Regions from separate parts of the Homo sapiens genome. Here region 1 is linked to region 2. Evidence: chromatin loops called from intact Hi-C (ENCODE). Cell type or tissue: gastrocnemius medialis. All regions are shown on one strand. Each heading gives the region's core, and the rest is flanking DNA. Links, peaks and the distances in the headings are about the cores only.

Region 1 (11,211 bases), core at 1,766-9,765, 160 kb before region 2:
GGAGAGACTTAACTGATTTAGGAATAACTGGCCATGCCTAATTCCGTCTTCCTATCTCCTAGGAGGCAGCAGCCACAGAGAGCCCCTATTCTGCTCTGCCTCTCTGGGGGAATGCTCCTCCCTCTGCCCCAGGACCTCTTTCCAGGCTGGGCTGCATGGCTGATGGGGTTTGGAATTATCAAGCCCACATGCCCACTTGGTTAACAGACCTAATGCAATATCACTAACTTGGTTCTATCAGTAATAAAAATAGTATTTGAACTTTAGTTTTATTTCTCAACTTATTAAGTGTTCTTTACCACCACACACTCACAGGAAGAGATATGTGATTTATTGAGGACCCCAACAGGTTTTGTGGAAAAATCACACGGTTCGAAGCTAGGAGTCCCATGTTTGAGTTCTGACTCCATCACTTCCCAGTCTAGGAGCTTGGGCAAGTCATTTAGCTTAGCAGTTCTCCACAGGTGGTTTTTGGACCTGATATTCCAGGATCCTTTTGGGGGCCTGTGAGGTCAAAACCATTTTAGTAATAGTACTAAGCTGTTATTTTCCATTCTTGTTTGTTGGCATTTATGCTGAAGGTGTGCAAATCGAGGCAGTGGAACCACACCATACTAGTCATTGTGTTCTCTACCACCACTCACTTGCAGCAAAAAAAAAAAAAAAAAAGCCAATTTCATTTCAGAATGTCTTCAATGATGCAGTAAAAATGATTACTTTTATTAAATCTCAACCCCTGAATACATGTCTTTTCAATATTTTGTTGTGAGGAAATTACACATAAAGTGAGCAATTTTGTAACAGAGTGCCTCTGTTGAGAACCCTCCCAGGAACAGCTATCCTCAGCACCTAGGGGACAGATTTCCAGCAAGTTCTGCAGCATAGCACCACAGTGGCTTCCCTGCCATTCCATGAGCCACACCCCTGCCATCTGCAGTCAAGTCTGGATCAGCTCTAAGTAAAGGGCAGAGACCTCTTTCCTGGTCACTCTATCTCAGCTGTAGGGTAGTGGATGCCCCATATCTGCTATTGTATTGTTTAGTATCCCCCTTACATTTTACTATCTAATCCCTCAATTACTCCAATGCTCCGTGTAATTTTAAAGTCTTTATATTAAACTTCCTTGTTCAACTTCCTGTGTGGTTTCTCTCTTCTGACTGGACCAGGTTGGTAAGATGGTTTCCTCTACAAGGAGATCTACCATCTACCAATAAGATGGTTTCCTCTACAAGGAGCCTCCAGGCCGTCCCTGCCCTGTGTCCAGCAGTGCCCTGAATGTTCATTAAGATTCTGTGGTAGCAAAAAAGAGATTTTTAAAGCCCCTGACCAAGGGCCTGTTCTTGCATAGTGTGAACCTGGGTGGAGAACACCTTGTCTCATACACCGAAGACCCCATTTGCTTCTTGGGATGTATCTCTTGTGCCCATTTCTTCTCACAAGATGAATGGGGAAAAAAATGCCTTCCCAGCTGCGTGGGATAAAACCAAAGCTGAATAGTAGCTCTGAAATTGGCTAAGCTTCTTCTTTCTTCCCCTACTGCTCTCAGGTCCTTCCTGAGGTTGAATGGCTGGAGTGAGATAACTTGGCCGGCCTCGACACTGCAAGCTGCCCCTCTCCCCACCACACTCTCAACCTGGGCTTCATCTGGGTCTCTGATGGCATGAGGTGGGATGGTGCAGCCATGAGGATGGGGATTGATGGCAGACTTCATTGGAAAGAAACCTCCCAGGGCCTTCTGGGGTTCTAAGAAACCAGAGAAAGCCCAGGAAGAGTAGGTCATGAGGACCTGTCACTGCAACTAGAGTAGGTCACTTATTAATACATTCTCTGAACTTCTTCCCATTTCTACTTGGGCCAACATTTCTTTTGCTAAACTACCAGCTCGATTTCTCCAAAATGCCCTATGTCCTGTTACAACTACTTGTCTTACAACCACTTATTACTCTCCTGATGAGTTCTGGTGTAATGCTCTGTCCCTTTCCCATGCTGCTCCTCCTCTCTAGAGCATCCTCCTTTCCCTGGGTACGGCTAAGCTTTCAGGTCCAGCACCACATCCTCTGGGAACTCTTCCAGGACTCTGAGGTTGATCTGAGCACCCCAGGTGTATTCCTCACACCATGAACTGAGCAACCAGACTGCCGTCTCATTAAAGACAGGAACTGAATTTTCATCTCTATGCTAGGATCTAGCTCAGTGCCTCTGTGCCTATATTTTTTAAAGAAAAAAGTACACAAATAAAAAAATAAAGGACTACTTGTCTTATCTGTGCTTGAAGTTGTTCAATGCATGTCTGCTGTTACTGAAGGCTGGCTAAATGTCATTAATACTAATGAAGAAACCAAGGCACAAAATGTTTAGGCGACCTGCTTAAGTCACACAGCCAATAAGTGACTGAGGCTGGACTCTAACAGGTGGCTTCTCATGGATGACATTTGGAGGAGCTACAGGAGGGTGATGTTCTTGGAACATAGGTCAGGCTGGCCAGGAGGGCATGAGGGTCTGCCAGGTGGTTGCTAAAATTACTTCACTTTCTGTCCTTTTAGGACTAGGGAGGGAAATCCAGGGTCACTGGGAAGCTGTCCTTGGCATGTGGTCGTAGGCATTGCTCAGCGTTCTCTCTCAGGGATGGTCCACTGTGATGAGGGCTGGTGGGAAGGGGGACTAATAGGCCTTATCAGAGGAACCAGCAGGGACTCCCTCCCCCTGCACCCTCACACACCTATAGACACAACACTCACATCTCAGAAGCCAAGCCAGACAATTGGAAGTAAACAGCTCTACTGCCCTGAGCTCCAGCTCCCAGGTTCTGGCCCCAAGTGTCATGGGGGGAAGTGACCTTGCAATAATGGTATCCTCCATGTCTACTACCAACTAGCTGTTCTGGTGACCAAACAGATGGGCTCAGAGACCAAAGGGGCTGAGATCACATAGGTGATAGGTCAATTTAAAACATACAGCAAGAAGCAAGGGGAGAGGGACAGGGTGGGACAACACACTTAGAACATTGTAAGAGAGGACAGAAGGAAAACATATGTCACCCTGAGTCATGCCATGCTTACATGTCCTGAACTCCACCAGCACTTCCTGCTCATGGTGTGATTACAAATACCAGAGCTGAGGTCTGAGCAAGGGGCACAAAAGACAGATGGTGCCTGGGGCCCAATCCCATCAGAGAGACATGGGACAAGTACGACTGGCCACAGATGTAGCTTATCAATTTATCTGCTGAAAGCCATGGGTGTTTATCTGTATTTCTAGGGGCTCATGGCATTGCCAATGGGTGGCTCACTGAATATTGAGTGCCTCATGGGTCTCGCGTGTGGTTGATGTAACCTGAACACTTGGTGCTTCATGTACCTCATGTATATTTAGTGTGTGTCATGAATATTCAGTGCCCACTCAGCTCCTTCATCCCTTCCTATCTGTGCATACACACATACACATCACGTCCTTTATCTATGCCTAACATGGCTCACAAGCCATTTGCTTCTACTATTAGTTTCAATTATCCTCCTGATTTGTTTTTTTTTTTTTTATTTACTAGATCAGAATCCAACATTCCAAGCCCAGCCAGTGCACATTACACCAGGTCTGTTTACTAGAATAGTAACCCCCAATTCTGAACTCCACTTTGCAGTCTGCAAAGGTCTTTCACATTCACAATCTTATTTCATCTTTGCCACCGTCCCACGAGGCAGGAGTTAACATCCCAATTCAGAAGATGAGCACACTAAGGCTCAGAGGTTAAATGACTTTCCACAGGCCACAAGCACACATCCATTTGGTGGCAGAGAGGACGTGCATCCCAGTCCTCTCGCCCCTGGTCAAGTGTATTTCCAGTTTTACCAGCCCACCCCTGGGTTATTTTCACTCCCTTAAGGACCCCCAACTCTTCTGACTCCTGAGCCTTGTACAGTCTGATCTGAAGAAGCTATCACTTCTGGTACCCTGGGTATAAGACACACACACACACACACACACACACACACACACAGGCTCACACACACACACACATACATCCCAGAGAAAGGAGCTGCAGCAATAAGCAGGCCTGAGCAGCAATCTCACAGGGCCTATTCCAGTCAATGCCTGCAGACCTCACTGCATGGTCTTTATTCCACAATGGGAGTCCACAGGAGGCTTCCTTGCAGCTCAGTCCCTCCAGAAGCTTATCTGCTTAGGCAGAAGGGCAGCAGTTTGAGCAGAAGAGCATCTGCACCCTGAGAACACCATAGTCCTCTCAGCATTAAACCCCATGCTAAGGGCACTCTAACAATCTCTGAGTCCTCCCTTGTCAAGGAAGCCAAGGACCAGGGAAAGAATGTTCTGTATGAGTCAACCAGCAAAGCTGCAACCAAGGAACCCAAAGCCACTTGAAAGAGGAGTAAGCGTTTGTGCACCAGGCAGCCTTCCGCAGGGCCTGACGTGGGCCCACTTCTCCAACGGTGTGTGATACTAAGGGTGAAGGAGTGGAGGGGGCTGGCCTGGGGTCCCGCAGCCTGGGCCACCAGGGCTGCTTGTGTGTGTGCTGCTGCTGCTGCTGGCTGCACAGCTTCTGCAGAGCTGCCTCTTGCTGTTGCTGCCAATGACCCAAGGGGTCTCGATAGCTGGATGACAGGAACATCACACTTGGTGAGGCTCCCCCTCAGGTGAGACTTCATGTGAGGCTAGTGGAAGTCAAACTAAAAACAAGGATCACTTTAATTATTTCATCTGGCCAAGAGATCCCTTCTGGGAAATGATTCCTTTGTCCAAAAGTCCTCAAATAGATGTTTCCAAGCAGAGCTGAAGCTCGGATTTCAGGCACCAGAGGATGGTAGCGCCCGGTTTTCTCTGGTTCAGAAACCACTTGGCTTCTCCCCTATTGAAGAAAGGTCCTCCCAGACCATTGGAGAGTGGAGGTGGGACTCTCCTGTGCAGTTAACATGGCTGTGAAGGGTAACAGTGAACCACACATTGAAGCCCGGCATGATGCCAATCAGCTTATGTGTGTGGTGGCACGAGATCCTCACAGGGGCCTCTGGACCACAGAGTCAAACAGTGGCGACTCGCCAAAGGTAACTGACACAGCTGGACTTAGGCGGGCACCTTTGTAAAGGCCAGCCTGTGCTCTTGGCAAATTTGCTATCTCCAGGCAGATGCAGATTTAGAAGTTATACAGTCCAACCCCCTCTAATAGCACACAATTGCTTTTTAAAATAGATGAATTCAGAAGTTAGGGAACTTGTTGAAGCCTCCATGGATGGCTTTTAAGAACCAAAAATACCCAGACCCCTCGTCAAGGTGAGGCCTGCCCTTTCCAACACCCCACCCTACCTGTCTTGAGCTATGCGGCTTCTGGCATAATTTTCTTCTGCAAGTGGGAGAAACCATGCAAGCCCAGGCTTAAAATGGAAGATAAAGACAGGAGCCAGCATGGGGCTTAAATACCAGGCCTCTCCCGAGCCTGGGTCTGGCCCAGGACCACCCACCTCCCACCACTCACTCTGTGATTTGCGACCTGAAAGCAAAAGGTTCAGGAACTTGACCCAATGGTTGATCCTCCCAGGAGAAGGAATTCTGAATGGGTAAAAGAAAGTGATGCCCTAGTATCTTGAATTTCGGGATATGAAGAACGTGTTCAGAGGGCATCTGTGATGGTTTGAACTGCCTCTTCAGTCAGGACCTGCCATTTGGCATCAGAATGACTCTAAACTTTAGGCCACCAGAGAGGGACCCTTTAGTGAGAAGTCACATGTCTCTTTAGGCAAACCTTATATATTGATATTTTCAGTTAGCAACTTGAGTAGAGACTGACTTTTTAAATGACAGGATTCACCTGAATTACTTTAAAGTCATTCATTCATTAAATTGGTAAATATTAAACATGAGCTATGTGCTAAACCAGGTGCTGTGATGCCAGGATGTATGGGCTGGGTGCCGCTATATCCCTCAAGGAGATGCACTTCAGCTGAGCACTTAAGTAAATGAAAGAAATTTCAGAAACAAATGCAATATATAAAATAGAGTACAGTACATAAATTAAACACTAGTCAGAAAAAAGAGACAAGGAGAGACAAGTGAATCCATGTGAGGCTGAAGCTGGCCTTTTGGGCTGAGTCTGGCTGGCAAGGTATTCCATTAGCCAGGGTTTCCCAGAAGAGCTTGTGCTGAAACTGTCATCTGTGGTCCTGTAGCTGGAAGATGTCCTGGTGTGGGGATCGTGCACCACCTAGCGTTGACATAAGCCACTGCACATACCACAAAAGTGGGAAGGAAGGTGCCCTCCCCACAAAGAAGTCTGTGGAGTTCACCGTTTTTAAGTGCACTGCCAAATGCCATAAATGCTCACATATGTTACTTCATCTAGCCTGCATTAGAGCCCTATGAGGTCGATATTGTCATCACCATGTGACTGATGAAGCTGTAGAGATTCAAAAAGGTTAAGCTATTTGATCAAGGTCCCCTGAACTAAGGGCCAATGTAGGGAATTGAACCTCCCTCCCCCTGTACTCTGTTAACTTCCTAGCCTTTCTGGTGTAGAGGAAAGGATTGGGCATCTCATGACCAGGCTTAGACTTCTTGGATGATGGCTCAGCCTCTCAAGAAAGGACCCAGACTCCATGGCAGATCCTGCAGGGATCAGCCCTTGCCTGCCCCAGCAGCCTTGGTTTTCTTGCAACAGAGATAAGTTCTGGCTTCTCTGAATCTCTTGCTGTGTTCCAAGCACTCCATTTCATCCCTTGCTTTAGTGTCTTCTTTTTTTTTTTTTTTTCCATGTAGAGTGCCCTCTGTCTGGGACACCACTGTCCCTTTATTTTCCTACCTAGTGCCTCTTTCCCTTAAGATGGTTAAAGGGAAACCTGCCAGGAAGCCTCCCCTGGCCCTCTCAGGTTGTGCTAGATGCCTCTCCCGTGTTTCCACAGTACTGTGTGCATTCCCAGGTCACACTGCACCACAGACCACCTGTCAGTCATCTCTCACCCCCTCCAGGAGACTGTGAGCTCTGTGTCCCCAGTGCCTAGCAGATGCCTGACCCATTGCAGGAGCTTGATAAATGTCTTCAGGCGAATGAATGTTTGAATGGCTGGATAGATGGGCAGAAGGATGAGGTGAAAGCTTGCTGCCCAACTGGCCTCAGCATTCCAGGGTCTCATCAAGTGCCCTATGCTGGCCAGTCAAGTTCACCAGCAGAGCCAGCCAGGATAGAACCCCAGGGGGACAGGATTCACTTAAATTACTTACAAGTCTAGTGGAGAAAGGTTGCGCTCTAGACTGCATTCTTACCCTGCCTTCTCACTGTTAGTGTCAGTTCACTTCTAGGTCACAACCTAATTCCCAGCAGAGTTTCTGGAACAACTGCAGGTCAGTACTCAGTCTCTCGGGGTTGCTTGGTCTATGGTCCCGAAAACCCCTAGCTGGCAACCTGGAGCTCTGTTGAATAAACGGGCTGCTTCTGAGGTGAGAGGGAAGCAGAGGACAGAGCTTTAATAACGAGATGGCCACTTTCTCAGAGATCCCTGCCCCTGAGTCCCTGCATTGGAGACTGGAGTGGCCCTCCTGGTGCCCCACTTCAAGGAAGTAGTTTGATACATTCAGAAAGAGGATGTGGAAGAAGATGAGGAAAAGAGAAATAGAGCATAAAACCATGGGTGTTTCACTATGTCCTCTAAAAACCAAAATAAAAATAAGTAATAGTAGCTGTAGAAATTACTTGTTCTACCTCAGGGGAAAAATTGGAGCTTCATTCATTGGGTGCCTACAGCCTGCTGGCATTATCTAATCTTCACAATGACCCAGGAATGGAGGCATTTGGGCTCCATTTTACAAATGAATAAACTGAGGTCCAATGTCACACAGCTAGAGTGCATCTTCTCACCTCTCTTCTCTTTCATTTCTGTTGGATTTGGTAGCCTCTCTGTCCTCAGGACACTGGAGAAAAGATGGTAACCCAGGACCTGAGACCAGTGACCCCAAAGGACCATCTTTGCAGAGATCCTGAGAGCTTGATACACAGCCTGCTTCTCCATGATGCCCGCTTTTACCTACTCATCACCCACAACACTCATTTCCTCCTTTCCTTCATTATAAATCTAAATACATATACTTCATTGGGGAAACATCAGGTTCAAAATCCTGGAAGCCAAAATCATTTCTCTAACTCAATACAGCAATGGCAGGAAAACAGTGCTATTTACAGTCAGCCAGGAAGTGCCTTGCTCCAGGCCACATCTGCAATCTAGAAGGTTCTCTTTGGATAACTGAAGTTTTATACAAAACATGAAAGAAGAAACAAGACCAGGGATAAATAAATGGTAGGTATTTTCATCTCCTCTTGTTCAGGTAGAGTCCTGTTTTCCTGAGATTGTGACAGCCTGGAACAGGCCTCACTTTGATATGCTTTCCCTGCGTGGGCTGGACTTGACAACCCAACCTCTGGATTCCTTGACCTCACCCTCCTTGGCACTGGCAGGTGATTTCTCACTCCTCCTTGGCTGCACTTTCCACTTTTTCTTATTCATGGCAGACTTTCTGCTTTCGATATTCCAGAACTGCTGATGGTCAACTCTCAGCCCTTCAGCTGACTTCACCCTGGTGCTTGCCCAGTTTCTCCTGCCCCAGATCTCTATTTTCCCGCCCCTGCTTCCCCTGGAGTGACAGAAGATGGGGAAGCGTGGTGGGAGTGGGGAGATTGCTCTGCCCCCTGGTCTTCAGTACTCAGCTTTGGGGGTATAGGAGAGAATCTGGAGGAAGGGTGTCAGCAAAGACAGGTCATCTTTGAGTTGCCACAGTGCAGATACCTAGACTCAGGAGAGTGAGGCTAGCACCTGAGTGATGTAGGACCACTCAAACCACCCACTGAGAAGTCACCAGAGGGGCTCTCAGGCTTAATCAATGTGGAGATAGATCTATCTGCACCAACACAGCCAGCACACTATAGTCTAAATGTCATGAGTAGGATCATGGTGTCACCCTCCCATCACCCAAAAATATCTCCAAAACTGCCTTCAGGGGCCAAGGCAAAATTGGTTTATTAAAACAGCTATTTGCAATGGCAGATTTTAAAGACAAAGACACAAATAAGTCAATGGATATAAAAAACTGTAAAAGGCTGTAAATACATGATCATCATTTATAAAATCAACAACATCTCATGTATCTGGCACTTTATGGAAACCCATTTTACATTTTATCATTTGGAATAAATGAAGGGTTTTTTTTCCTAAATAAAATACTTTCCTACCCCATAAGCTACGCTTTCAAAGTGCTCCTTTCTTCTGGTACAGTACCCATCTGACAGGTGCTCAAATCTCCTTTAGTCCTCTGCCAATGGACACACTTTTATCTCTTCATTCAGCTTCCTTCCTGAGTCTGCTATGGAGTTGGAAATCAAACAGCCATGTTTGTTAGAATTGTTTGTAAATTAAGATTAAATAGAATACAGGTTGACTATCTCTTAACTAAAATGCTTGGGACCAGAAGTGTTTCAGATTTCAGGATATCTGCATTATAGACTTGTCAGTTGAACACCTCAAACCCAAAAATTCAAAATCCAAAATGCCCCTATTTCCTTTGAGTTTCATGTCTACTCTCAGAAATTTTAGATTTTGGAGTATTTCAGATTTGGGGTTTTCAGATTTGGGATGCTCAACCTGTAGTAATAAATGGCTCTGAGGTGCTAACTTATGAATAAATTGCATAGACTTTGGAAAAAGGCCATTGTTCTGGTTTTGCACCTGTATTCTTGGTTGAGAGGGATGACATAAACAAGGTGTTTCATGGTAGTTCAAAAAATCAGATATACCAACCACCCACTGATTGACTCTATAATTTAGCATGGGTTTGTTTTTGTCCTTTGAAGTAGATAGACAGAGAATTTCTGGACAGATTTGAAATGGATCTGATAGTCTATATATCAAGCAAATAGACACACCTGTCACAAGCAGGAAGCCCTTTGAGAACTCAGGTGTTTTAAATCTACTAGGTTGCCCCAGATCCAATCATACGGAGATATTGTCAGAAGAAGACTACCCCATGACCTCAGATGCCAGAGCCAGCCCACCCCACCTGGACTCTGCCAATTCTCTTACTGTCTGTGTTTCTGAAAGCCCACTATATCCCTGACCCCATCCCCAAACAGCTGAAACTTAGCCTATGTCTCTATCAATTTGCAGATGCTGGGACTAAATGTCTAAGGATATATCATTCCCATTTCAGACCTTAAAACCTAGATGATTACCCCACCATGTGAGAACATGTGGCATGTCTAAAGTCACTTGAGTTTGCAGCCACAGAGGCAGTGTTGTATGGAGGCTAACCACACCAGCTCTGGAGTCAGAATGCTTAGGCCATGTCAGGTAACATCTCCGCTTGTGACAAGGTTGTGGCCTCAGGGAAGGATGGCTAGCTTTTACAAATCTGATGTAATCTTTACTTCCTCCCTTCCCTTTCTGCATGCTGGCCATGCACGGGGAGGGCTGCAGAAGAGAAACCTTCCCAGCTGAGAAGGTGACGGCTAGTGAGGCTGTCCTGAAGATCAGTAAGTAGGGTGGGCATGGGTTGGTCTCAGCCAAAGGCTGCTCTTGGGCCACATGCAGAGTCTTCAGTGAGGGCAGGTGAGACTCAGCCTTCTCAGGAGTACAGTGCCATCATCATCCACTGGACATGTTGGGAAAGCAAATGATGGTCAGTTCAGACCCACGTCTCATCTGGGCCTCCCCATCCCACACTCCTGGGGAGCCATGGAGACAGAACATTAATGGATGGTTTAGCCAGAGGGAGCATATCATCCATTAGGAAGTATAAATCAACTTGAAATATAATCAACCTTGACTTCTCACGGTGCCTATGAATGATGACAGTCAAATACAGGCTGATTCTGTATTCAGTTCTCAATGAATTTTTTTCCCATGAATTCAATTTGGCATGCTTGTGCCAGCTCTGTGCAGGTGTGCAAACTGGCAGGGTAGCAGAAATCCATTAAAGCATATTCTACACGTTTACATTTATGGGGCCCTTGGTCTGACAGCTTTATGTGGGTTTGATGAACAACCCCTCTAACTCATATAGAGGGGACCTCTGGGGAAACCACTCCCCAGGCCAATCCCTCAGAATGATAAAGCTGAGAATAGTGAAGTTACCAATGGTGTCAGAGAAAGCCTCAGCGTGAAATCCAACAAGGTGGCTGCCATTCCCTGCAGACCTTGGGTGGTCCTGATCCTCACTGAGCCA
Region 2 (11,211 bases), core at 2,042-10,041:
CGAGGTCTCACTATGTTGCCCAGGCTGTGCTGGGTGCCTTTCATTGACTATGTCATTTAACTTCACCACACTGACAACAGGTCTTATTCTCCTCCACTTACAAATGAGGAAACTGAGGCTCAGAGGGTGAGTAATGTTCCCAAGAGAAGAGAACTTATGAAAATACTGGAGCTGAGTAGAGCGTTTGCTGGCAGCCCTTGCTCTTTACACTTGAGCCCCTAGCTTAGCCCAGCATCTGGCCTTTTAAAAGGAACACATGGCATATATAGTTGAGGAAGGAGAAAACCTGATTTTGGGACTTAGGAACATGCATACCGAGTGCCTTGCAAGCCAATCTCCTCATCAGCTGAAGGCCACAAATTACCAACAACTTTACTACAGCCACATCTCCCAGAGGCACAGCACTCCTGGCCCCCAGCAGTGGGGATGGAGAATGGGGGGTGTTTCCAGATTAAAGTAGTGCATAGGAGAGCCCAGAGCTCCACACTACTACAGAACCACCACGGGACCATTGTCACCAATCCACAAAGGCCTATAAAGTACACAGGGTCCTGGCAGGAAGCCCTTGGCCCACTCCAAGAAGACAAAGAATACTTTCACTTGATAAGACTGATGGCTCTCAGGAGGATGGAGAAAGGGTCCAAGACCCCATACATTCTGCCATACATTCTGTACCCTGGGAAAGGCTTATCATTAAGCAACAATCAGGACTCCCTGGGGTGTGGAGGAAATGACCTTTGGGCCATTATCAACAATGCCTCCCAACCCCCTCGCCTTCTGGAGCTGCCTCCCACTCTGAAGTGACTGTTCTGGGTTTGGAAAGAGAAGCAGGGAGTCTGATTCCTAAGGCAGGTGCTTTTCTACTGACAATGAGCCAGGCATGTCCTTTCCCCTGGATTCTGAGACCAAGATGGAGGGATGGAAGAGAGTGAACAGGTAGAGAGATGGTTGTGATGGGTGTGTGAGTGTGTGTGTGTTCTCTCCAGGGCTAGAAGCCAACTGAAGTGTGTAATGCAAAAAATTAAGAGCCAGCACCACCCCATTGAAAGAGCTCAAGCTTTGGCATCTGGAGTCTTAGGTTAAAGTCATTGCTGTCAGAAAGAAAATCCAAATGGAGATGGTTATGTCAGAAGTATCAAAAAAGCCAGGAAGGCATGAGGAGTTGGACCCCAGTCACGTACACACCCAGATGGAATCTGATCTATTAAACTGGGCCAAATTGTAAAACCAGCTGCATTTGATCTCAGCTGTTTCTATTGGACCTGATCATTAACCTCCTGGAGAAACAGCTATGCCAAACTGGATTGATCATCAGACACATCCTAAGCTGTGACCAGCCATCATCAATTAAAGACTCTGCTAGAACCTTCCAGATAGGTAAACTTACAGTAAACCTTTATAAGCCCCTACCCAACCTCACCTGGATGGGACACAATTTAGCTGCTTGCTCATTACAATTCCCAAGACCCCAGTTAAAACATCTTCTCTTTTGTTTGCGGCTGTGCAGTGTTGGTTTTCTTATTAGTTAACACTCCTCAGGTGTACTCTCGCTGTATAAGAGTAGAAGCTTCCTTGCCAGGCACTAGGTTTTGTGCTTTCCCTGCATTTTTGGATGCCATCCTCTCCACAACCCCATGAAAGTACCACCATGATCTCATTCACAGACAAGGAAGTAGAAATGTAAAGATTTCAGCAATTTGCCCGAGATCACACAGCAGCTAAGTGGGAGACAAAGACTGAAACACATCAGTTGATTTCACAGGTAGTGCTCTTGTCTGCACCATCATCTTCTCCCCGAGCCTCAGTTTCTTTGTTTGTAAAGTGGGTATGATTGTAATACACACCTCATAGGTTTATCGCAAGAGTTACAGAAAGCATTGCAACGGGGAGTGCCTTTCAAATTGCTATACAAATGCCAGTTGTTGTCATTGTCAGACAAAACTAAACAGCAAGAATAACAGAAGAGAGTGACTTCTGCACTTCTGATAAAGGCTTGTGAAGATAGCCAGGTGAGGCTGACGAGCTCTTCATTCCATCTCACCTGTGCCACTTAGTCAGCTATAGGGAGCTGAGAGCCGGCCCTCCTACCCAGCCCAACGTGCTGGGAAAATCACATTCACGTGAGAAGCTGAGACATGCTAATCAATCATTTGTGCCAAAAGGAGCAGGTGAGCTTCTCTTACCTGGCCTAAGATCACAGCTAATCCATGTACCCATCACCCTACACCTCATTATGGTCGAGATGCATTCCTGCATCTTCCCTTCCATCCAAGTTTTGGAAAGCTTACTCATGATTTCCCGGTGCTCTTCCCCTTTTAAGGCATGGTCAAAGGCCTGCAAATGACAACAACTCTGTACTCCAAAAAGTGCTTTTAACCCCACTGATTCTTTCAATCTTCACAACAGCCCAGTGAGGTGGATATGATTATCCACACCTATTTTACAGATGAACAGATTGAGGTCAGAGGAGCTAAGCAACCTGCCCAAGAGGGAAGAGGGAAGCAGAGGAGAAGCAGAGGAGCTTGAGCACTCCACACGTGCTTTTATGCTCAGCTCCTAACACCCAAGAGTGGGCAGAGGCATGCTGTGTGTCACCACCCTGGGGCGGGTGCTCAGTCTAGCCTCGGTGGGAAGCAAGGAAAGGTAGTGAGTGTCCCACAAGAACGTCAGCCACCACGAGGACCCCTGGGAATACTCCATCTAGTGAGAGGAAGAACAGAGAGCACATGCATGGACCAGAACGACTTTGTTGTCAGCCCACAGATAAGGGCAATTGGCTGAACAGGGGATCAAATCTGCCAGGATGTGATGGAGACGGAAAGATAGGAGGAGGGGAGCAAATGACATGCCACTCAGACTCTATGCTCCCAGGGCTGATGCACGGGCTCATCAGTGCAATGTTTGCAGCCTGTGTATCCATTCCTAAGCTCCCTCCCACTAACACTCAGGGCTCAAAGAAAAGGGTCTCACTCTTGGGCTCACCTTCTTCCCTACTGAAAGGTGTGGGGAGAGGGGGAAATTTAAACTGGAACAAAGGATCCAGGGCAAGGATGTGTGGGCACTCCTCATGGGCCACACTGGAACAAGCCAGCCCGAGGCTATTTTGATCCTGGGGCATCAGATGGTCCCGTTGTTTGTTGGGGTTCCATGACACCCTTCAGGAAGTCCTCCTGGGTGGTGGATCCCTCCAGTGTGGCCACACTGGTATCCTTGCCCTGTGGCTCTCATCCCCTTCCTCTCACTACCTTAATGCCTCAGTCTAATCCAACCACAGCTTCCCAAGCAGATCTCATTTACCACGAGACCCCCCTTTTCTCACACACACATGCACACACACACTCTCTCCTGTTTGGCAGGGAGAATGCATGGTTTGCTACCTCCAAAGGAAACCTCTCTTCCCAATCTCTCAAATTCTGTACTTCAATCTTTTAAACTCTTGAGGTAGATGAGGAGTTAATGGTGGCAAAATTAGTTTCCAGCCATCTCTCCGCAAGTCTTGCACAGATGATTTAGATTCAGCATCTCTCTTTGAAATGAGGGGATGTTTTTGCACTCATTGTTTTGTTTCCCATCTGTGGGGCTGCGGAAAGAATCCCATTTTAGCATCCTGTGACAGGAGCACAGGCAGATAGGCATATATAGGCATACAGGCATATTACCCTCCTCACCAGTGTTTATCTTGGGCCTCAAGCTTGCTCTGTCTTCTTCCCATTCAGTGTAACTAGATTTCTGTCATATACCCCAGCTCCCTGACCCACAGGTTTCCTAATAGAAGGCTCAGTTGACTAGTGGTGTATGGTTAAGTTTTAAAAAGCCTGGACCAGGAACCAGGCAGCCTTGCTGTCAGTCTGACTGTGCTACTAAAGGGCCGTAGGACCCTGAGCGAGTCAGTTTCTCTCTGTGGGCTTATGTTTCTCCTCTCTAAAATAGAGAGATTGAACTTGATGGTCTTTCCAGTTCTGGGATGCTGAGGTGGCCTGGGGGGTTGTGCAAGCCAGAGCAGGACAGTTCAAGGACAGAGATGACGCCAGAATCCCTTTGGGCAGTGCCTGACATTTCCACTTCCATCAATAGGTTGATTTGTTTCAGGTGACAAGATTGTCACAGGATCTGTCTCCTGCCTTAGGAACACGTACTCCCCCAGTTCAGGATAGAAACAAAACAAAAGGGCAGGCTCCTGGGCCTGGGGGGCACCAGGGTGACCTCATGTTTAAGGAAGCTGTATGTCAGGAATCATCTTGTCCCACGATCCAAAATAGGCAGCAAATGGACAGGTTTCCAGGCTCCCCCTCCGCAAAAGATAAAAATACCATGGGTTCGGGGATGTTCTCAGTCATAAATCAATCAGCTAAGACTATTTCTGTCCTTATCCCTTGCCCAGAGTTCCTCCTACAACCTCTGTCCTGCCCTCCTGTCCCAGCCTCCCAGCCACCTAGCTCTGGAGTAAGGGGAGTCTCATCAGCTGCCCTGATGACAACTCAGTACCCTGGCCGTGCCAGCAAGAGAATCCTCAGCCTGCCTATAAATGAAACGGTGGGCATCCTGGTGCCTCCATCCACCTCCGTGAGCCTGGCTAGCAACTGTCCACTCTGACAGGCAGGTGACTCCCAATACACACCAGGTTTCCTGGCCTGTAAGGGAGCTGCCCGCTGGTTGTGGTGGGCACTTAGGAGTAAATGTCTCTGAGTAAGCCCTCAGCATGGTCAGGGGTAGGGCTTCTCCTTCATGTGGTTATAGGGGTTAAAGGACCTACCTCGTAAAACCACTGGGAGGATTAAATGAGACCCTGTAGGTAAAGCATTCACCTTGTCACCTGGCAAGTTGCAGATACTCTGAAAATAAGAATTGCCTTCCCCTTGCTAGCCATTCATCTGGAGCTCAGACTCCCACGGCTGACCCATGTCTTTGGAGAGCTCCTTTGAGACTTTTGTCATTCTAAAACCCTAAGTCAGCTTTGAATTCAGCTCTTGGGGAAGCCTCCGAGGACATCTGGTCTATGCAGAGATCCTACCTAAATCAGTACCTAATGGTTAACAAATGCGATGCTGCTGGGCCACCTGGACAATATTGCCCCTTGTTCAATCTTCTACTGCCCTCTGCAGGTTCCAGGCGATACCGCAGGCAGTGTTGACTGCATTCCTTGTGCAACACCAAAAAAGACCAAGACATCTCACTGTATAGACTGGAAGCACTTTAAGACAACAGGGCAAGGCAAGGTGTCTCAGACGGACGATGCCTCTGAATAGCACAGTGATTTCTAGTTCACAAAGCACTTTCTTGTTGGATTTTCATGACCACTCTACTCTCACCTTGGTACCTAAGCACACAAGGGAATTCTGTGTCACTGCTTCACCCCAAGAGCTTCACTAAAAACAAGTGACAGGTCTCAGGCCCTGTCCCAGAACATCCCAGAAAATCATCTGAAATGGACCTGGATCTCAGTGTAAACACTCGTTTAGTTTTTAAAGCTCTTCTACCTTGACCATGCTGTACAACAGCCAGCATATCTAGGATACTCTGGAGAGGGATTTTTGTAAGAAAGTGTGTGTGTGTGTGTGTGTGTGTGTTTTCAAGAAATGAAGGCTGGCCAAGATACTGAAGATACTAGCATTTGGTGTGATGATAATTAATAAGCATTTTTCACACGCCAACCAGCTGACAGTTTCATTTATTAGTGACATCAAGCACCAGTCCAACTATATCATTTCCACTATCCTCCCTCCATGGCCAGAACCACAGATTCTCTCTGGCAGAAGGTTGGATTTATACAGTGAAGGCATGTGACAGTGACACATTGTCCACCCAGCACCATGTAGGGATTAAATCACCATTTGGAGCAATAAAAGGGATGTTTGTTCTTCCCTTGTTCTCTTTACCAACCGCAGAAACTTGAGGTGATCTCAGCAGAGTTCATTAGACCCAGGTATCATATGACAGTAAGAAAACCAAGCCTTAGATAGCTGCAGATCCTTTATGTAACTGGAGTTTTCAGGTCATATATTTATAGGCTTTTAAAGCAGAAGACGTGAGACAACCCTTTACTGCAACCCTTATGTTTGCAGTAAAATGGATCACAGGAAGGGGAATTGACAGTCCAAGATCACAAAGATAGAGACAGAAGAGACAGAGCTAGGATGAGAACCCAGGCTTCTTGGCTCTTCTACCTCTGGTTGGGCTTGATTTTGATAGCAGCATTTTTATTTCTTTTTTTTTCTTCAGAGACAAGATCTTGCTCAGTCGCTCAGGCAGGAGTGCAGTGGCGCAATCATAGCTCACTGCAGCCTCAACCTCCTGAGCTCAAATGATCTCTCCACCTCAGCCTTTCAAGTAGTTGGGACTACAGGCATGCACTATCAAGACCAACTAATTAAAAAAATTTTTTTTAAAGACAGGAGCTCTCTATGTTGCCCAGGCTGGTCTCAAACTGCTGGGCTCAAGCAATTCTCCTGCCTTAGCCTCCCAAAGTGCTGGGATTATAGGGGTGAGCCACCATGCCAGGACTGATAGCATCATTTCTAGGTGGAAATTACTTTGGCTTCAAATGTAAAGATTAAACATAATCTTTTTTGTAAATACTCAAAGAGTATTTGGAATACAAATATTCTCTTCAAAGAGGAAGGGAAAGAAATCTAGAACATTGTACGTGCTCAATAATTGAGTTGGTTGGATTTTTGTATTATAGAGTAATCTTGCTTTATGCAGCTTCACAAAATCAGATCCAATTAACCTTGAATTTGTTTCATTCTTTATTCTTTCCAATGATTCAAAGATGGTTAGAGGATTTAACCTTACCCCACTGCCTCATTGCAAAATTTGAGTATAGATTCAAGGTTATGCTTTGCTGTTCATTGGTTTGAAGGCCAGGCTTTCACAGGAAGGCACACGATTTAAAGTAACTTCGGTTTAAGCTTCTAGAGGTTTGTGGGAATCCTCTTCAAAGGACAGACACCATCAGAACTTGAGGTTATACAGGCTGTCCAGTAAGTGGGGAATAGCACAAACCCTTCCCGACCCTATTCCAGATACATGATTAAAACAGACAGAAAATGATCCTAATTGCATATTCACCATTTAGGCATAACAGTTTTGAATTTGCTTATCATTGTGTTTACAAATTACATTTTTGATCAAAATCTTCCATTGCATTCACTTGTCTTCCAAATCCCATCTTGACAAATCACAGGTCTGTCATTCTGTGACTTTAATAGATCCATGTTCTGTGGTATGTTCCTCCTGCTCCATGGAAGCCCAAAGGCAGCACAAGAAGACTCTGCTGAGGACTCTCTCTTTAGACCCTCACAGACCAGGGTTTGCAGTTTTCTGGGACACCAGTGACACACTAGGAAGGAATGATAGTGTTCTCATTGCCAGGGTCTGCTGATCATGCTCCTCCCACTCTCTTGCATACCTCACCTCCCACCACTGCCAACCATCATTCCAAGGCCAAGCACCACTCTGCAGGCCTAGCTGTTGAGAATGCCTCAGGGCAGGACTCCTTAATTTCCTAAGCCATTCATTTATTTTCACTGAGCACTTTCCACATGGCAGGCGTTCTATTAGGTTTTGGAGATATGGTGACAAACAATACAGATGTGATCCCTTTTGAAACTCACAGTCCTTAAAAAGTTCATAGAATCAGCTGCTCATGCAAATCCATGGCAAGAATTTTTAAATCGCTGGTATGTTGTAACATAGAAACGGATCTTTGTTTCAGGTCTGGGGCCACAGAGAGCTTACGAAAATGACTGAGTTCTGCATCAGACTGTTGGCAAAGAGCTCGCCTTGCAAACTGTGGCAGCTTATTGGGAGCCATGCCACCCACTCCTCTCAGGGAAATGGGTTTGGGTGATTGTCAGCATTGGGAGCCATAGTGGGAAGGTTCTGGGCTGTGGGTAGGTTGCTGCACAGATGTGGGCATCTTTACTGCCTGGGAGTGCCACACGGTCTGTGTAGTTCTCACTCCATAGCTAAAGCTCTTGGTAGACCCAAGGAAGACCTGAATGGGGACCCATATGCCTCCTTCACCCACTGTGTTGAGGTCTGCGGATGGTGGATTTGTCTGCCCCTGGGGTTCCTCTGTGCCCTCCCCACTTGGGACCACATGTACCCACTTTACCTATAAATCCAAAAAGCATATCGAATTTTAAAAAGAGAAAGCCCCACCTGAGTATCAGGAAGAACCCAGTCCTGCTAACTCCACACAGGTTGCAGTTGCAAAGGCAATTAAAGCCACTGTACAGAGCCCACTTCAGCACCACTCAGAGGCTGGGCTGGTTCTGAGATCCCCAAAGCGGAAGCAACCGTCCTAGCAAAGTCTTCTTTTGTTAGGCATTGCCAACTACAAGTATCACATAGGTGCTTCTTAAAGTGATTCCAATGACTACGGAATTCTTCTACTACTTTCTGCCACATACACCTCCAAGGCAGTAATCAATCACCCTATAATGGAATCATCTGGTTTCCCAAGGTTGCAAAGTCCTCAAGGACATCTATGTGTCCCCAGTATCAGAATGGCACATGATCATCACAGGACAAATGTGGTTGATCTAATTAATTATTTCCTCTTTTTCCCTCCATCCCCCCAATATTCATACAGTGTCCTTAACATAAATTAAAAAAAAAAATGCTAGCGACTGACTCATACTAAAGATTAGGCTCTCTGGAGTTTCATCCATCATCCTTATCTAGATGGAAAATAATAAAATCTGTGAGTTATGACTGTGCACCACACATTCCTCCCATCTCTAAGGAGGCCCAGCTACAAGCTATAGCTTTAAGGAGGTTTCTCATTATTCTCTTGCAAGTTCGAGTGTGTGCTTCATACCATGCACAATGAAGGGTGGCCATTGATGCAAGGCTGCCCGGTTAGGAGAGAGCCCAACACCTCTCCTCTGTGCAGAACCTTCCCTGCAGTTTGCCAGCCTATCCCTGGCCTCCCCTGGACTGAGTGGATGCTTGAGGGGCATCATACCAGGGTGGTGAACTTGTCCACGCAGGCATTGCGGATCTTCTCCGGGGTGGCAGGGCTGTCTAGCCGGAAGAGTTCCTTCACGTTATTACCTGTGTGCTGAGCTCGAGCTGCACGGATGGCATCTTTGATGGCAAAGAAGATAGAAGCAGCCAGGAAGAGGGGCGGCTCTCCAACAGCCTGAACACAGACAGGGCACAGGGCAGGGGCTCAGGCAGGTGGTCCTGCCTCCACATCATCAAGTGGACCTAGGAGGCCAGGCAGCAAACTCTGCACGAGGAGGGCTGGTGGCACCAGGAAAGCACTGATGGGAGCCACACCAAATACAGCAGGAAGGCACAGTCAGAAATGATCAGGGGCTAAGAACAATCAAGCTAGTACATGACTGGACCGCATGGACATATTTCTTTGAACACTCATGTAATTTTCTCTGATGACATCATGCACATATAATGTACCATTTAAAGTTATACTCGGTAATTGTATTTTACAGACCACAAAATCTGACGTGAGTTTTAACCTTTTCCTCAGTCACTAGCCGAGGGGAAGAGTCTACCTGCAACTCTGACACCAACATTTACAGGCACCATAGTCATATTACAGCATCCGCAGGAATTATAGGCATAAGAACAAACAGGAATTAAAACATTTTCTAGCATAGGTTGGTTTTTCTCCCCCTCAAAGTATAGATCAGAGACCACCTATATCAGAATCACTAAAGATACTTGCTGAAAATGCATGTTCCAGGGCCCTAAGCCACACCTATTGGAGCAAAATTTCTAGGCGTGGGCCCCAGAAAGGCACATTTTTATCATGGGCCTCAGTAATTCCCAAGCATGGTAAAGTATGACAGTCAATGGCAAGGGTCACAATATGTCCCAGCTTCCCCACCCACTATGGTAAAGTAAACCACGAGATGAGCAAATGGATGTTTCTTTGGTTACCAAGGATTAGTTGCCTTCCTTCTTCAAACTAGGATTATATGCATCAGCTAAATCAATTTTCAACCATTTTTTCATACTTACTGCAGATAAGGAAGAAATAGAAGACACAATCCTCCAGGCATCTGACCAAGTCTTTTTTTTTTTTTTTTTTTTTTTTTTTGAGACAGAGTCTCGCTCTGTCGCCCAGGCTGGGGTGCAATGGTCCAGTCACGGCTCACTGCAGCCTCTGCCTCCCAGGTTCAAAAGATTCTCGTGCCTAAGCCTCCTGAGTAGCTGGGATTACAGGCATGTCCCACCATGCCCAGCTAATTTTTTTTATTTTTAGTAGAGATGGGGTTTTGCCATGTTGCCCAGGCTGGTCTCGAACTTCTGAGCTCAGGCAATCCACCCACCTAGGCCTCCCAAAGTGCTAGGATTACAGGCATGAGCCACCGCACCCAGCCTGATCAAGTCTTAAGGTCGAGTATTGGCAACTGAAGGAGGTAAAAGGGTGTGTACAAAGGTGCTATCCCATTGGCAGTGAATGTGCTGATTGTCATTGGACCATACTAATGCTGTACCTGTAAAATCATCTCTTAGGATCAAGCACCAGTGACGTACGCCTGAGATATGGGTGTGGGCCAGGATTTAAATGAGAAGATTTGATGAAGGAATCCCTCTAAATTCACCCAAAGAAGTGGGCTTCAGACCATACTAAGGTGCTCTCCTCAACCCAATTTAACTGGTTCTCAAGCAGGACTGCCCAACTATCCCACTGCCCCTACCAAGGTCAGTGTCAAACCATCTTCCCTCCTCAAGATATGCCCTTTGAAGTCCCACCAGGTGGGTCACTGAGGCCTCTCATCACCCGCTGGGGCCTCCCCCAGGGCAGATCAGAAGAGACAGCACAGAGCCAGAGCAATGGTACCTTCGATGCATAGATGGCCTTCTTGTTGGGGCAGTCGCGGAGCAGGGACACCCTGAACTCAATGGGGATGCTGCCAAATGCCGGGATCTTGTAGGTGCTAGGGCCACGGGTGTGCAGGCTCCCCTCGGGGGAATAGTGTAGCTCCTCTAGGGTGAAGAGGCCAAGGCCCTGGACAAATGCCCCTTCCACCTGCAGGATGGATGGAGAGCACAGTTAGCCTGCCACCTTCTTCCCTGAGGACAGATACCACTTGCCACAATGGACACAAAGCGCCAACTGCAGCGCGGCCTGGAATGTAGCTAAAACTGCCCTCTATTGCTTACCTGGCTCCCGCCTCAGCCCTGGGATAACCCATCCGGACTTCTGCCAGGCTTTGGCTCAGGCAGAGCAAA

What was found. Peaks named below come from ENCODE experiments on the same cell type or tissue, not always from the same donor. Only the 100,000 strongest peaks of a DNase experiment are listed, where the experiment ranks them.
Region 1: a loop joins it to region 2, with 4 times the contacts of the local background. A loop is called at or near these places in 64 of 110 quality-filtered maps.

What each region holds. Positions count from the first base shown.
Region 1 is chr2:31,164,070-31,175,280 of GRCh38, forward strand. CAPN14 (calpain 14) reads right to left here. Exons shown (of 22, transcript NM_001145122.2): 22 at 8,987-10,638. The coding sequence ends at 10,612. Among named protein-coding and RNA genes, the nearest start is that of GALNT14, 31 kb to the left of the region's middle. In gastrocnemius medialis, for the core only: CTCF peaks have their summits at 6,211 and 6,414; a DNase peak (open chromatin) is centred at 6,192.
Region 2 is chr2:31,328,670-31,339,880 of GRCh38, forward strand. XDH (xanthine dehydrogenase) reads right to left here. Exons shown (of 36, transcript NM_000379.4): 34 at 10,820-11,008; 35 at 8,972-9,148; 36 at 5,652-7,339. The coding sequence ends at 7,289. Among named protein-coding and RNA genes, the nearest start is that of XDH, 80 kb to the right of the region's middle. In gastrocnemius medialis, for the core only: a CTCF peak has its summit at 5,108 (motif pointing left); a DNase peak (open chromatin) is centred at 5,092; H3K27ac peaks cover 1,367 bases.